2 separate regions of the Mus musculus genome follow, and region 1 is linked to region 2. A link is a contact called in ENCODE Hi-C or POLR2A ChIA-PET data. All regions are on one chromosome and are shown on one strand. The core of a region is the stretch at or near the end of the contact, and the rest is flanking DNA. Distances in the headings are between cores, read along the strand shown. Region 1 holds the start of Srp68 (signal recognition particle 68). Region 2 holds the start of Evpl (envoplakin).

The links. Hi-C counts contacts between places; a loop is a spot of excess contacts on that map. ChIA-PET counts read pairs that join two places held with the same protein, here RNA polymerase II (POLR2A).
Region 1: POLR2A ChIA-PET joins it to region 2 with 12 read pairs in Patski. The contact joins the promoter of Srp68 here to the promoter of Evpl in region 2. A Hi-C loop is called at or near these places in 2 of 37 maps with a recorded cell type or tissue (gastrocnemius and v-Abl transformed pro-B cells). POLR2A ChIA-PET finds 5 or more read pairs at or near these places in 3 of 5 experiments (Patski and embryonic stem cell).

The regions. Positions count from the first base shown.
Region 1 is chr11:116,268,905-116,276,343 of GRCm38, reverse strand. Srp68 (signal recognition particle 68) reads left to right here and starts at 2,127. Exons shown (of 16, transcript NM_146032.3): 1 at 2,127-2,418; 2 at 4,365-4,431. The coding sequence starts at 2,238.
Region 2 is chr11:116,235,025-116,242,083 of GRCm38, reverse strand. Evpl (envoplakin) reads left to right here and starts at 3,993. Exons shown (of 22, transcript NM_025276.3): 1 at 3,993-4,184; 2 at 7,053-7,059. The coding sequence starts at 4,087. Gm33250 (a long non-coding RNA gene) reads right to left here. Exons shown (of 8, transcript XR_389161.4): 8 at 3,858-3,937.

The sequences.
Region 1 (7,439 bases), core at 878-3,377, 36 kb before region 2:
ATATATATTATGTATGATTTTGTCAATTTGACATATTTTAAAAGGAACTCTTTTTTTGTTGTTGTTTTGTTTTTTTGTTTTTTCGAGACAGGGTTTCTCTGTGTAGCCCTGGCTGTCCTGGAACTCACTCTGTACACCAGGCTGGCCTCGAACTCAGAGACCCACCTGCCTCTGCCTCCCAAGGGTTGAGATTAAAGGTGTATGCCACCATCGCCCGGCTGAGGGAGCAAGCCAGTAGGTAGTGTTCCTCAGTGGCTTCTGCTTCAGTTCCTGCCTCCAGGTTCTGCCCTGAGCTCCTGTCCTGACTTCTCTCAGAGGTGGATTATTTGTTACCTGAGAGCAGTTAAGATGAAATAAACCCTTTCTTCTCAAATCTGCTCTTGATCATGATGTTTGCCTTAGGTTTCCATTGTTGTGAAGAGACACCGTGGCCAAGGTGACTCTTATAAAGGACAACATTTAGTGAGGAATAGCTTACAGGTTCAGAGGTTTAGTCCATTATCATCATGGTGGGAAGCATGGCAGCACACAGTCTGACATGGGGCTGGAGAAGCCAAGAAGGGACAAGGGGACTGTCTTCCACAGGCAGCTAGGAGGAGGCTCTAATTCCACACTGGGTGTGATTGAGCAAAGAGACCTTAAAGCCCACACCTAATAGTGCCTCTCCTCATGGGCCAAACATTCAAACACATGAGTCTATGGAGGCCAGACCTATTCAAACCACCATGTTTTATCACATCAGCAGAAACTCTAAGACACCATTTATTTGTATTTTTAGCTGCACCCTGGGATTGCAGGCCTCCGTTCCTCTCCCCTCCCCCTTTCCTCATGGCAACTGACTTGGCCTCAGTTCTTGGGGTCTGTGAACTCAGTCAGAGAGCAGCTTCCCAATAAACCACCTTTAGTATAATCTTTGAAAAAAAAAGAGGTGGGGGCTGGAGAGATGGCTCAGTGGTTAAGAGCACTGACTGCTCTTCCAAAGGTCCTGAGTTCAAGTCCCAGCAACCACAGGGTAGCTCACAACCATTTGTTATGAGATCTGTGTGTGAAGACAGCTACAGTGTACTTAGATATAATAATAAATAAATAAAAATCTTTTTTAAAAAGTTTATATAGCAAGTTCTTTTTCCTGCTGGGCCATCTCCATGGCTTATTGTTTAGGTGTGTGTGTGTGCAGGCCCATGCTTCACAGCTCAGTATGTGAGTGTAATTCGGAGGACCACTTTTTGAGGTTAGTTTTTGCCTCCCACCTTCTGAAAGCAGTTTGTCTAATTTTTTGTTTTCAAAAGCCTTAACCTTTATTTTTATTTTGTTTTATGTATATGAACATTCTGTCTACACGTATGTCTGTGTACATGTGTTTTGTAGACTACGAAGCCAGAAGAGGGTTGGATCCCTGGGACTGGAATTCTAGATGGTTTTGAGCCACCATTCTCGTGCTAAAAATTAAACCCAGATCATCTTGATAGAGCAACCAGTGTTCTTAACCACTGAGCCATCTGCCCAGGCCCAGTCTTCCTTGATATTTTTGCTGGAGAACTAGTACTCCACACTAGCTGATCTCTGAACTCCGATGGGGGGAAGGGTTGGAGTCATACATTTTTTTGCAACCTCCTTTAGTAACACAAAAGGGTAGACTGAGTTACGCGGCCAGCTTCTTTTCACCTGCCGTGATTGGCACAAGACTGAGACTCCTGGTGTACTCGCCCGCAAAGATTAATAAAAGTCATACTTGGATGGTCACATGATCTAGAGGAGGCCACGGGTCTCAAGCTCCTATTGGGGACACTGCCTTCTGACCGAGGCCTCTTCGTGTGTGTGTGTGTGTGTGTGTCTGTGTGTGTGTGTGTTTTAAATAAGGTCTAACTGTGCAACCCAGACTGACCTCAACTCGAGGCAATCCTCCAGCCTCAGCCTCCTCGGTATTGGGATTAAAGGCGTACACTACCATTCTCTGGGTGCAAGGATGCATGAGGTGGGCATCTTTCTCGGGTCCTCCTATCCTTGGTAGATTTGAAGCGAGGCTAATCCTTAGAAATGCGGAGACCCAGCAACAGCCACGAATTCAACCCAGGAGGCGCAGGCGCACACCAACACACCACAGAGGCCCAAGACATCCGCGGTCTGCGGCGGAGTCCGTCAGTGTACCATCGGCCCAGCCTGGAAAGTGCCGCTCTCTCTCGCCGCTGGTCGTCTCGCCTGCTCCGTTCCATCGTGCTTTGCGGCTCAGGGGCAAGATGGCTGCTGAGAAGCAGATCCCGGGTGGTGGTAGTGGTGGTGGTGGAAGCGGCAGCGGCGGCGGCGGCGGAGGGAGCGGTGGCGGACGCAGTGCCGGAGGAGACGAGAATAAAGAAAACGAACGCCCTTCAGCCGGATCGAAGGCAAACAAAGAGTTCGGGGACAGCCTGAGTTTGGAGAGTATCCTCGAGCGGTGGCCTAACTCGCAATGACTACGTGTCGCTCGGAGGGCTGGGGGCGGGCGAGGCGGCGGGGGCCAGCACCGGGCTGCGGAGCCGAGGTGCGCCGCTGCCTCCTGCCCTTCACTTTCGGCATTCCCGTGTGCATGGTTTGCCTCTCGTCCTGGCTTTCCGGAGCTTGTTTTTGCAAGGGGTATAGAGATGGTAGGCAGGGTTCCCTCTGTGCCCCTCAGATGTCCAGTTGGAGGGCTGAGCCGGGGTTGACACCCTGCCCACCCCACAGAGCTCCTGGTCGGTACCTTGAGCCACCGGACTGTGGAGGGGAAACTGCAGCCTTGACATTTCAGCGTGGAGCTGTTGTCGGACAGCTGTCGAACCCTGGGTCATAAAACAGCGAGATGCTTTGAAAATGGAGGGAGAGTGCTCTCCAGGAAAGCTGCTGCTTACCTGTTTTGAATAGTAGTTACTTTAGTTTGTTAATATCATGTGTATAGTTTTTTGTTTTTTCAAAAGTAGGTCTGTAAGGCATTTTATCTTGTTGGACTCTTCTCGAAGAACTGTAGGAGTTACTTTTTTTTTTTTTTTTTTGAGTGTCCAAGTCCGCATGGGTATGGGTGTAGGTGTAAGCGCTGGTGCTGTGTCTGCAGGTCACAGGTCAACGTCTTCCTAATTCTCTACCTTTGAGACTGGGTCTCCCTCCAAAAGTGCAGCTCACTACTTGGAATAGACTGTATGGCCAGTGGGCTCCAGGGATCTTTCTGTCTCTTGCCATCCCAGCTGTGGGATTACGTGTGCAAACAACAGTATGGCCTTTTTACGTGGGTTCTGGGGAGATCCCAACATGACCTCATGCTTGCTAACAGCAAGTCCTTTACCAGCTGAGCAGTCTTCCCAACCCTCAGGAAACATTTTCTGGTTTGTATTAGCTTATATATCATTTGTGTGGTTCTAATAGCATGTGGCTTTTTTTTTTTAACGTGTTATTTTAAATACTTTTAAATGTTGCTTTATCTTATTTTATGTGTGTGTTTGCCTGCATGTTTGTGTATCACATGTGTGCCTGGTGCCCACAAAGGCCTGAAGAACATATGGATCTCCAGGAATTAGACTTACAGATGTTTAGTTCCTCCACGTGGGTGCTGGGAGCCGACCTGGATTCCTCCAGAAGAGCAGGAAGTGCTGTTAACCACTGAGCCCTCTCCAGCTGGTTTGTTGGTTTCTGAGACAGAGTTTGGCTGTGTAGCCCAATTTGGCCCTGAGCTGCTTCTCATCGCCCGCCGTCCCCTCTGATGCTGAGATAATAGGCATATACTATTGTTGGAGTCCCTTGTGGCTTTTTGAGATGCATACCAAATGGAGGTGGTTTAGAGGAATTTCTGAAATAAAACATGCACTTTGTGTGTGTGTGTGTGTGTGTGTGTATGTAAATTCTCGTGGATTCGTACTTTGCTTTTTGCTCTGGTATTATTGTTCTTACTACATGTTAGAATGCCCAGGAAAAAGAAAAACTTGGATTTTTTTTTTTAATGGAAATTGGCGTATCTTGGTTGACACTGTGCTGATCATAGATTTTGAGCGTTACAAGATGTAAATTTGGCAAGCACTGGCTGCGGCATATAGCTGTGTAGTTAGAACCTGACATTTATAACTGGAGTCTCCTTGCATGTGAGATCCAGGTGGGTACCTCTGAGGCAGCATTTAGAACAATCTGCTGGGTTTGAGACTCCCTACCAGTACTGCCCTCTAGTTCTGTCTGAAAATAGTAACAGTTGGGACAGTTCATAAAAGTATAAACTTAGCCTTGTCCTTTGATAAAGTGACTATTGGAAAGTTACAAAAGGATCGGAGGCTACCATCCCTGGGCTCCCACAGTTCAGTGTGCCGTTGGGGCAGCGCCTGACCTGCTGTCTTCTCACCCCGGAAGCTTTTCCTTGACCTAGGCTCTAGTTCTGCAGATCATTAAGGAGTCGCAGCAGCAGCATGGCTTACGGCACGGAGACTTCCAGCGGTACAGGTTAGTGTCCTGCACACCGTGCAGTAATTGTGGCATTTTCTAACGTAGCTGCCTTTGTTAAACTCCTGCTCACTCTGCTATCTGGGAAAATGTACCTAGATGGTTCAGCATTATACTGCATTTTCAAAAGGTATGTATTCTAAGTTTAACATTTTATGAGGGCTGGAGAGATGGCTCAGTGTGAAAAGCACCAGAGGACCGGGCAGTGGTGGCACGTGCCTTTGGTCTTAGCACTTGGGAGGCAGAGGCAGGCGGATTTCTGAGTTCAAGGCCAGTCTGGTCTACAGAGTGAGTTCCAGGACAGCCAGGGCTACACAGAGAAACCCAGTCTCGAAAAAAAACCAAAAAAAAAAAAAAAAACCTCCAAAAAAAGCAAGCAAGCACCATCCAGGTGGCTCACAACCACGTGTGGAATTCCAGTCTCAGAGAGCTGAAAGCTCTCATCTGGCCCCTGCCTGCACTCCATGTATGTAGTGTACAGACATACATTCAGTCAAACACTCACACACATAAAGAATAAAAATAATTTCTTCATGGTGTGAGTGCTTGCTGAGGTCTGTTTGTCTTTGATTAAGGAGCCAGGGATATTCTCCCTGTAAGGTCACTCTCCTCTAAGTATTTTATAAGAAGGAACTCTGAAATCCCGTGAATGTGCATTCTTGTTAGGCTCTTAGTATATTCATGTACATTGTGTAGTGTCCAGTTGATTTTATGACATCAGCTAATATTATTTTGATGCTTAAATTGACTCAGGCTTGGTCTGCAGAAACCCTTTCAGGTGGCCTCTTTGACACAACTGACCCCAGTCTCCCCTTACTTAGCTAGGTATCCTGCAGTCACTTTTTTCATATACTAGAATGCGAATGTGCCCTTTTCAAATGCAACTTTATTTTTCTGGGGATAGAGCCCAGGTCATTGGGGTTGGAAGAACTTTACTGCTGAGCTACATCCCACCTCCGGGCGGGCGCATCTGCTTTAGATCCGGTGTCTGGGTTAGGTGTTCTGACTCGCATCTGCGCTGTCCACGCTGGCCTCCAGCTTGCTCTCATTGACTGCCAAGAGCTCGGTTTACTGGTGGGCACCTGGCTCATGTTTCATTGTTTGGCTTTTTGAGAGAGTCTTACTATATAATTCTGGCTGGCTTCTGAATTGCTACGTAGCCCAGGCTAGCCTTAAGTTAGGATCTGTTTAAGCCTTAAGTTAGGATCTGTTTAAGTTAGCCTACCACGTGGTAGTTGCACAGGTGTGGCTCTCCATGCCTGCCAGTCTCAGGCTGTTTGTTTGTTTATGGTCCTGCGGGGGGGGGGGGGGGTGCCCAGAACCTTAGGCACTTGGGTAAGTGCTCTGCTGTGTATCCCTAGATCTTGCTTTTCTTTGAGTCTGACTTGGGCTGGCTTGACAGATTGACTCACAGCCACCTGTAGCTCCAGTTCCAGGGAGTCTGCTGCTCTCTTCTGGGCAGGTGCCGTGGAGTAGAGAAGAGGGTGTTGGGTCCCCTGGAGCTAGAGTTCCTGCTAGAGGTAGTTATGAGCCGTCTGATGAGCTGCTGGGAACTGAACGCAGGCCTTTGGAAGACAGAACTTGATCTTAACCCCAGAGCCATCTCTCCACTCACTTCTTTTTCAGTGTCTTTATATGTTTTGTGTTCACGTGTGTTTGTATATGGGTACATGCTTGCTGAGGCACACTTGAGGGGGCAGCTGAGGAAGTTGGTTCCCTCCTTCCACCATGTGAGTCCCAAAGATGGAACTCAGGTCATCTGCATGGTAGCAGATACCTCTATCCTCGGTGCCATCTCCCTGGCCCCAATTTGGGCCTCACTGATGACCTAGGAAGAGTGGAGTAGAGCGGAGAACAAGGAGCTGAGCAGGTGCTGCTCTGCAGTTCCAGGGACAGCGGGACCTGTGGAATGTCCTGTGTGGAGCTGCTCCCTTCCTGAAGGGAATTCATAACTCACTCTCCCTTGTTTAGGGCTGCGCTTGTTTATCTCTAGTCACAGGACTTGCGCATCCCAGTTGTTTAACGAGGCTCTGCTCGATGACAGTTGGGAGCAGCTCTACCCCACGGCTTTCTTACACAACAGATTTTCATGGAAGTGCGCTCGCTAGGCTGACAGGTGCTAGTAACCATATGCTGATTATCACTGTCCTTATGTTGGAGATTTGTCTGGCACCGCAACTGCTGCCACTCCACAGCTGTGCTCTCCTGCAGGCCACACTCCATAGACTGTCTCTCCTCCTCAGGCCACACCTCCACAGAGACTTTCTCTTCTGCAGGCCACACTCCACAAAGACTGTCTCTTGTGCTCTCTTTTCTTTTTCTTCCAGCAACAAAGTTGAACTGTACTCAGTGTGCTACATAATGAATGTTCATCTCCTTTTCTTTAGGCAGACTGTAGTGACACACCCCTTGGTTGGTATTTTTTCCAATCCAAGGCCCAGGGCTGGCTCTTTCTTTCCTTCTTTTCTTGAGTTCCACATAGAATTCGAATTTATAAACTGTTACAACAATAGAACCAAAATGAATGAATTTTTTTTTTAAGCCTAGAGGTAAGCAAGTATCATGGGCATTTTGGTAGATTTCAGTTTTACACTTTCCTAATTTATATATTGATTTGGCTTTTCTGAGACAGTCTCGTAGCTCAGGCTGACTGTGTAGAACCCCTGCTCCTCCTGCCTCAGTCTCTGAGTGTTGTGTGTGCACTGCCATGCCTGGCTCTGTGTTTAGTAGTCTGTGTCCTGGAACCTCTAAGGCTGTGGTTGTGGGGCTGCAATGGTGGCTCAGCAGTTCAGAGCACTGATTGCCCTTCCAGAGGACTCAGGTTTGAGTCCCATCACCCACATGATGGCTCACAACTACTCTAATTCCAAGGGACCTGACACCCCTTTTCTAGCCTCTGAGTGTACCAGAGTGAACAAGTAATAGACAGGCATACATGTAGGCAAAACACCCATACACATAAACCAATTTAAGAAAAAAAAAAGTCTTTTAAAAAACTGATAATGGAG
Region 2 (7,059 bases), core at 2,744-5,243:
GTCTCACTGAAGGAAGGAGGCTTCTCTAACTCCCCCACCTAGCTGCACTCTCTAGGCCTGGTCGGTGGATGGCTTCGTTGGGCAGAGAGCACAAAGAAAGAAAGGGCATTCGGGCTGTCCAAGGGTCAGGCGGCGGGTTATGTGCAAACCAAGGGCAATTTCCTGCTTCCAGGGAAAGAGAATTAATTGCCACCATCTGCTCCCAGGGGCCGTGGCCCGCTGAAGGGGCTCCTGAGCTAGGGGAGGCTTGAGGCCTGGCGTGTTTACCAAGTGCTCCCCAGGGGCCTAGCTGGTCTTGTACTTAGCTGTGCTGCATGGTTCTCAGTCTGCTCGGCCCTCCTCAGAGCCCACTATGGATCCACATGAGCTGCCCACCTCAGCCTGGAGTTGCAGATTAGGGACATGAACGCCCTGCCACTGAAGTCACAGGGGAAGAAAGGGACTGGGAAACTCAGCTGCTTCCAAACGCCTGGATCCACAGAGGAGGAAGCAGGGCAAGGGGCAGGGAGGACCAGAAACCATGTCCCACCATGTCCCACCATGTCCCACTATGTCCCACCATGTCCCACCATGTCCCACAGGGCTGTAGGTGGGCCCCTGGGGTCTACCCTGTTCAACTGGTAGGTCAGAGCTAGGCTACTAAGACTAACTAAGTCTCTGGTTGTTTCTTTCTCTGTTTTAGACAGGGTCTTGGCATCCAATTCTGCGTCAGTCCTCTTGCCTCTGCCTCCCAAATGGCGGAATTATAGGAATGCATCACCATTACTGGCTTGTGCCATAGAGTTTTGTTTTGTGACAGCCTCGTGGACTTCAATCATGAAGATGACTTTGAACTTCTGATCCTTCCCTCAGGTTCTGGAATAGCAAGCACGGTCAGCCACCCACCCGTATGTCAGAGAGATGCAGCATGAGCTATGGACACAAGCTTCACCTGTGAGGAGCCACAGAGCTACTTACTTTATTTGTTTGCTTGTTTGTTTATTCATTTGTTTGTTTGGTTTTTGTTTGGTTGGTTTTGGTTTTTGGTTGGTTTTTTTTCTTTCTTTTTTTTTTTTTTTTTTTTTTTTTTTTTTTGGTTTTTCGAGACAGGGTTTCTCTGTGTAGCCCTGGCTGTCCTGGAACTCACTTTGTAGACCAGGCTGGCCTCGAACTCAGAAATCTGCCTGCCTCTGCCTCCTGAGTGCTGGGATTCAAGTTGTGCACCACCACTGCTCGGCCGACTTACTTATTTTAAATTTTATTTTTAAATTCTATGTGAGTGTCTTGCTACATCCTTTCCTGTGCACACCAGGCATGCAAGGCTCAGGGTGGAAGACGGTGTCAGATCCCCTGGAACTAGAGTCACGGAGGGCTGTGAGCCACCACGTGGGTTCTAGGGATTGAACCTGGGTCCTTGGCAAGAACAGCCAGTGCTCTTAACTGCTGAGCCATCTCTCCAGCCCCCTATTTATTTATTTATTTATTTATTTATTTATGCTTATTTATTTCTTTTTAAGACAGGGCCTCCTATTGCTCTGGCTGGTCTCAAACTTAATAAATAGGCAGAGGTGGCCTTGAACTACTGATCTTCCTGCCTCTACCGATCCAGTCTTGAATTGGAAGGATCACAACACTGGGGTTATGCAGCTCTGGATATCGAACCCAGGGCCTCATGAACACTAGGCTGGCCCTCTACCGAATTGTGCTTCATCCCCAATAGTAAAAGCCAAAATAAAAAACCATTTTAAAAGGTGGGGTGTGATGTGGGGAGGATTAATATATTTAACTCAATATATTTAAAGCATCATTGCGACGTATCATTAATGTTGGGAAAGAGCTCGACATTTTGTCCTTTTCCATGGAAAGCCTTTGAGAGACAGTATAAATGTTGAACCTGGAGTATACATCTCACTTTGGTTTAGGCATGTTCAGATGTGGAGCAGCCACAACGAGGCGGATCAGAGCCGGGAGCCTTCCTGCCTGCAGCTGGCCAGCCCTCCGCTGGGAGCTGATTTGATTTCCTCGGACAGTGGACAGTCACACCAGGAGGTCAGCTCTTGTTTTTTTCTTGCAGTGAGTCAATTAGCCCTTGAGCCTGGGAGCTGTGCTCGGCCACCACAGTGCTGGTCTCTGCCTGGAGGGCTTCTGGAAAGGAGTTGGAGCCCTATGGCTCAGACCAGCTGCTGTCTGAGTACCTTCCACCACTCCACCCCACCTCCCACAGCTACTGCCTCCCGGGAAGTGCCCTGTCTCAAAGGTGAAGACAGCTGTGTGGACACCCAGGCTGGGGGGGAAGGTGGTAGTTAGTGCGGACCTCTGGGCTATGCAGTCACTTAAATAGCCCCTTGGGAGGAGAGCTGATTGCAGGCGTGACATTAGTGTTTAGAAGGAAATTGTCACCGGGATTGAAATGGGGGAGGGCTGGGACAAAGGCTGAGTGGTTTGCACCCTTGATGACATCTCACTAATCATTTTGTGCCTGGAGCAGTGGGCATCGTAGGCCACTGTGTTTCCTGTGGCTGTTGGCTCTGCCAGGTCCTCCCTCCGCCTTCTTCGGCTCCCTTTGCTACTAGCAACCTCTTTCAGGAGCTGAAAATGGAATCTTCTCTCTACTTCAGTGGCCATGATCAGTAGCTTCTTGGTGAGATGCAGCCAAAAGACGGCTGGGCCTCTTCTGTTGCACCGAGGCCCTGCTAGAAATAGGAGTTGACTTGGCGTCAGATGTGAGAGACAAGCCACTAAATCTTTTTTTTTTTTAAAGATTTATTTTACTAATATATACAGTACACTGTAGCTGTCTTCAGACACTCCAGAAGAGGGAGTCAGATCTTGTTGCGGATGGTTGTGAGCTACCATGTGGTTGCTGGGATTTGAACTCTGGACCTTCGGAAGAGCAGTCGGGTGCTCTTACCCACTGAGCCATCTCACCAGCCCCCCCCCTTTTTTTTTAAGATTTATTTATATGAGTACACTATAGTTGTTTCCAGACACACCCGAAGAGAGCATCAGATCCCTTTACAGATGGTTGTGAGCCACCATGTGGTTGCTGGGAATTGAACTTAAGACCTTTGGAAGAGCAGTCAGTGCTCTTAACCACTGAGCCATCTCTCCAGCCCCATGCCACTAAATCTTAAGACAATGTGATCATCAGACAGTCTGTCTGACTTGGTAGAAACCACAAGGACTAGTCAGTGGCTTTTCTACCTGGAAACCAGACAAAGTAACAAGCAGGGTACTTGTGGACTTCAGAGACCTGCGGCTCCTCTACAGGGCTGATCAATTCTGGTCGTGACTTGAGAAGGTATGCATTGGGTAGCCTGGCCTCTCAGAAGCTAGTCTGAGTTCCTATCTGAACATGGAGAACCAGCTGGGTGGCACCCGCATTTTAAAAATAGATTTGAGAGCAGTTATGGTGGTTCCCACCTGTAATGACAGCACTTGGGAGGCTGAGGCGGGGAGGTTGGTTGCCAGCTTGGGTTACAGAGCAAAAGCCTCTCTCAAGCTTAAAAGAAAAAAAAAAGATAGCTGTCTGATGTGAATGTCTACTAGCACTCCGTGGGAGACAGAGCAAGGCCCGGGTGGCCCCACCTCTCCACTTCTCCACCTCTCCTGGCAGGCCGAGCTATGGGTGGGGGCCCGGTTGATAGTGGACCTCTGTGCAAGAGCCTTTGAGGTTGGCTAACCCCAGCTCTAGGACCCGCTGAGCCAGGACCTGAACAAGTGCTTGAGTCAGTCTGTCTCGCTATGCTCCAGCCTGGCCACTTCCCCACCTGGGTGTGATCCCCGCTCTCTGGCTGGGCATGTGGGTGTAACAAGTCCAAACCTCCGTGGGAGTCGTACGGGCGCCCCGCCCCTGGGCTGTGCCCTCTCCTCCCAGACTGGTTGTGCAGGAGCTGGCTGCGCACGTCGGGGCGGGCGCTGGGGCATGCGCGGGCCGGGCCTGGCAGAGACACCGCACCTGCAGGGAGGAGCCTCCCAGAAACTGCCTTCCCCGACCGCCGCCCCACCTCCCCAGAGCCCGGCTAGTAGCCAGCGAGGACGCGCGTCGCCTTCCCGCCGCCCTCCTCCCAGGAGAGCCCAGCCTGAGCCGGCACCTGCTTCACCACCATGTTCAAGGGGCTGAGCAAAGGCTCCCAGGGGAAGGGGTCCCCCAAGGGCTCCCCAGCCAAGGGGTCCCCTAAGGGCTCCCCCAACAAGCACAATCGGTGAGTGGGGCCCTGGGTAGCGGTGCTGGGATCAGGGTGGTGCAGGGCCCAGGTATGTTCCAACTACCTGTTGGCGGCAGAGCTCAGTTCTGGCATTTGGTGTCCTTAGGCTAAGGGCCCAAGGGCCTCTCTCCTGCCTGTGGCCCAGGTTGAGCAAGGGATGGATAGCCTGCTGCCACCCACATTCTCCTGCGGATGAGGGATGTTGGGGGGCACAGGGGAAGGGTGCCCTTTCAGAGGTGCGGGACGGGATGGCTGGGACCAGCAGAATCTGGCTCCCTGTTTTGGCACGCAACCCTGATGGTGCACTTGGGTTGGCTAAATCTTGGAGTGAGTGTGGATTCAGGGTGGGCAGGAGTAAGAGGCTCAAGAGAGAGAGGGCTTTCTGAGCTGGAGTACACCCCACCTAAACCACTTTCCCCCCAGGTCCCAACCCTGGGTCTTGTCTGTCTCCTTCAAGAGTCAGGAGGCCTTTCTCATGGGGGTGACAGGAGGTGGTGGTGCCATGCTCTGATCAGTGGCTCTCTGCAGAGAGAACTGACCACGTTCATCCCACTCACTGGCCCCAAGCCCTCTCTAGGAGATGGCAGCCTGCCTGGATTCAGGTGTCGGTCGGGGTGCAGAGGTGTCAAGATAAGAGTGTAGATGAAAGGCAAAGATCCAGGTACCCATTACCTCGACAGTGATCAGGGTGCCAACCCAGAGGCTGGGCATCTGGGCCAACAGGAAAGACAGTGCTTAAGACTCTCACTGCAGTGACCTGTCTCCCTGAGGCACTGCGCCCAGCCCAGGGTGGGGTGCATAGCTCCCAGCAGAAGCATCTCTGTCAGGAGGCCCAACCTGAGGCTGGGCTCTCCCTGGAGTCCCAGAAGCGTCCTGGTCCCAGTCCCAGACTCCTGTAACTTCATTCACACGTCCTGCTGAGGGCTCCTTGTTCCCCTCAGAGGTGTCAACTCCTTGAGCTCTTCTTTATGCCCAGACTGCCCTAGCCTCTGGGAATGCCCTAGCCAGCAAAACACTGGCATCCCTACCTTGAAAGTGCTCGCTTCCGTACAATAAAAATTAACACGTTGCCTTTAATCTCAGCACTCCAGACAGAGGCAGAGACTAGCGGATCTGTGTGTTGGAGGCTAGGCCAGCTAGGGCCACACAGTGAGATTGGGGCCTGGAGAGATGGCTTAATGGCTAAGAGCACTGGCTATTCCAGAGGACCTCTGATCAATTCCCAGCTTCTACATTCATCTTCAGGTCCAGGGAATCCTGTTCTGGTCTCCACAGGCATCAGACGCACACATGATACACAGACATACATTTAGGCAAAACATCCGTACACATAAAAATAAAATGATACATACTGGGTGCTGACTCCAAGGCACTGAGCTGGCTGCTTCCCATGGCTTAATTCTTTAAGTACCTAGGAGACCTTTGTGCTCAGCGCCAGACATGGTGGCACAGGCCAACTTTAATCCTAGCACTCAAGGCTCAGGCAGGCAATCTCTATGAATTTGAGGCTAGCCTGGGCTATATAGTGAGTCTGAGCTAGCCAAGGGTACATAGTGAGAGCCTGTCTCATAGAAGCAGAACAAAACCTGTGCTGAAGATATTAAAGAACCCATGTCCCACACCAGTAATCCAGAACTTGGTAGTCCAGCCTGGACAACACAGTATGTTCCAGGCCAGCCTGGGATATAGAATAAGACTTAGTTGTTGTGGGTTCTTGTTGTTTGGGGGAGGGGAAGAGTATTTTTTATTTTGTTTGTTTGTTTGTTTGTTTGAGACAGGGTTTCTCTGTGTAGAACTCACTCTGTAGACCAGGCTGGCCTCAAACTCACAGAAATGCTCCTGCCTCTGCCTCCCGAGTGCTGGGATAAAAGGCGGGGGCGCCACCACTGCCCTACTGTTGTTTGTCTTTTTAAGGTAAAAAAAAAAAAAATTAAATAAGTAAACCCAAATGTGGTAGCATATGCCTATGGACTCAATACCTCAGAAGGAGGAAGAAGAGGAGGAGGAGGAGGCAGGATGACCGAGCCAGGCCAACCTTGGCTATGTACTGAGTACTCGTAAGAAGGACCAGACCCATCGCGGCCACAGACTTAGTCAGACAATTCTCTTCACTGGCACTCACACTTCCCTGCGGCCCGGAGGGAGTGTGACTCCTGCAGGGTGTTGTGTTCAGGTCTGCCTGATTCACACCCCCAGAGCTCAGGCACACAGTAGGAACTCTGAAAGCTGCAGCCTGATTCACACCCCCAGAGCGCAGGCACACAGTAGGACCTCTGAAAGCTGCATGGGCGAGAAGCTTGGGGGCCGAGCAACAGGCTTCCTCGGGGTCACTAAGTCAGCAGGAGGATACTGGGGCACCCCAACCATCTCTTGGCCTCTCCCTGCCTGGTTCCTCCAGGGAGTCACTAAAATCTCCTTACTGCTGAAGCCCCTTGGGCAAGAAGAGCGGTGGAAGCGGACAAGGCAGGGTTGGGGAGAAGCTGAGGCTGGGGATTTGCCTTTACTCCCTGGCCTCAGGTCAGTTAGCACTTTGCCTCTCCTGAAGCCAGATAGGCCGTCCTAGGTAATTTCCTTTCTCTCTGGGCCACCTGCCACCAACCCAGGAAGCAGGCAGGCATTGGGCAGGTCTTGGAGGACCTGAGGTATGCATGCTTTGTAGCCCCACAGAGTCCTAGACTCTCACCTTCTAAACCCTCTACAGGGGACGGTACCCTCGTCCTCCATCTAAGGCTGAGCCTCTCAGAGCTCAGACCATGGACTTTACTCTGTGGAAGGTCGGGGTGGGGGATGGGGGAGCGGGTCCTACATGGCTGGCACAGAGGGCCTTTCCATGATTGCTGTCCTCTGGCCCGGACAATCCACCAGGGCTGCA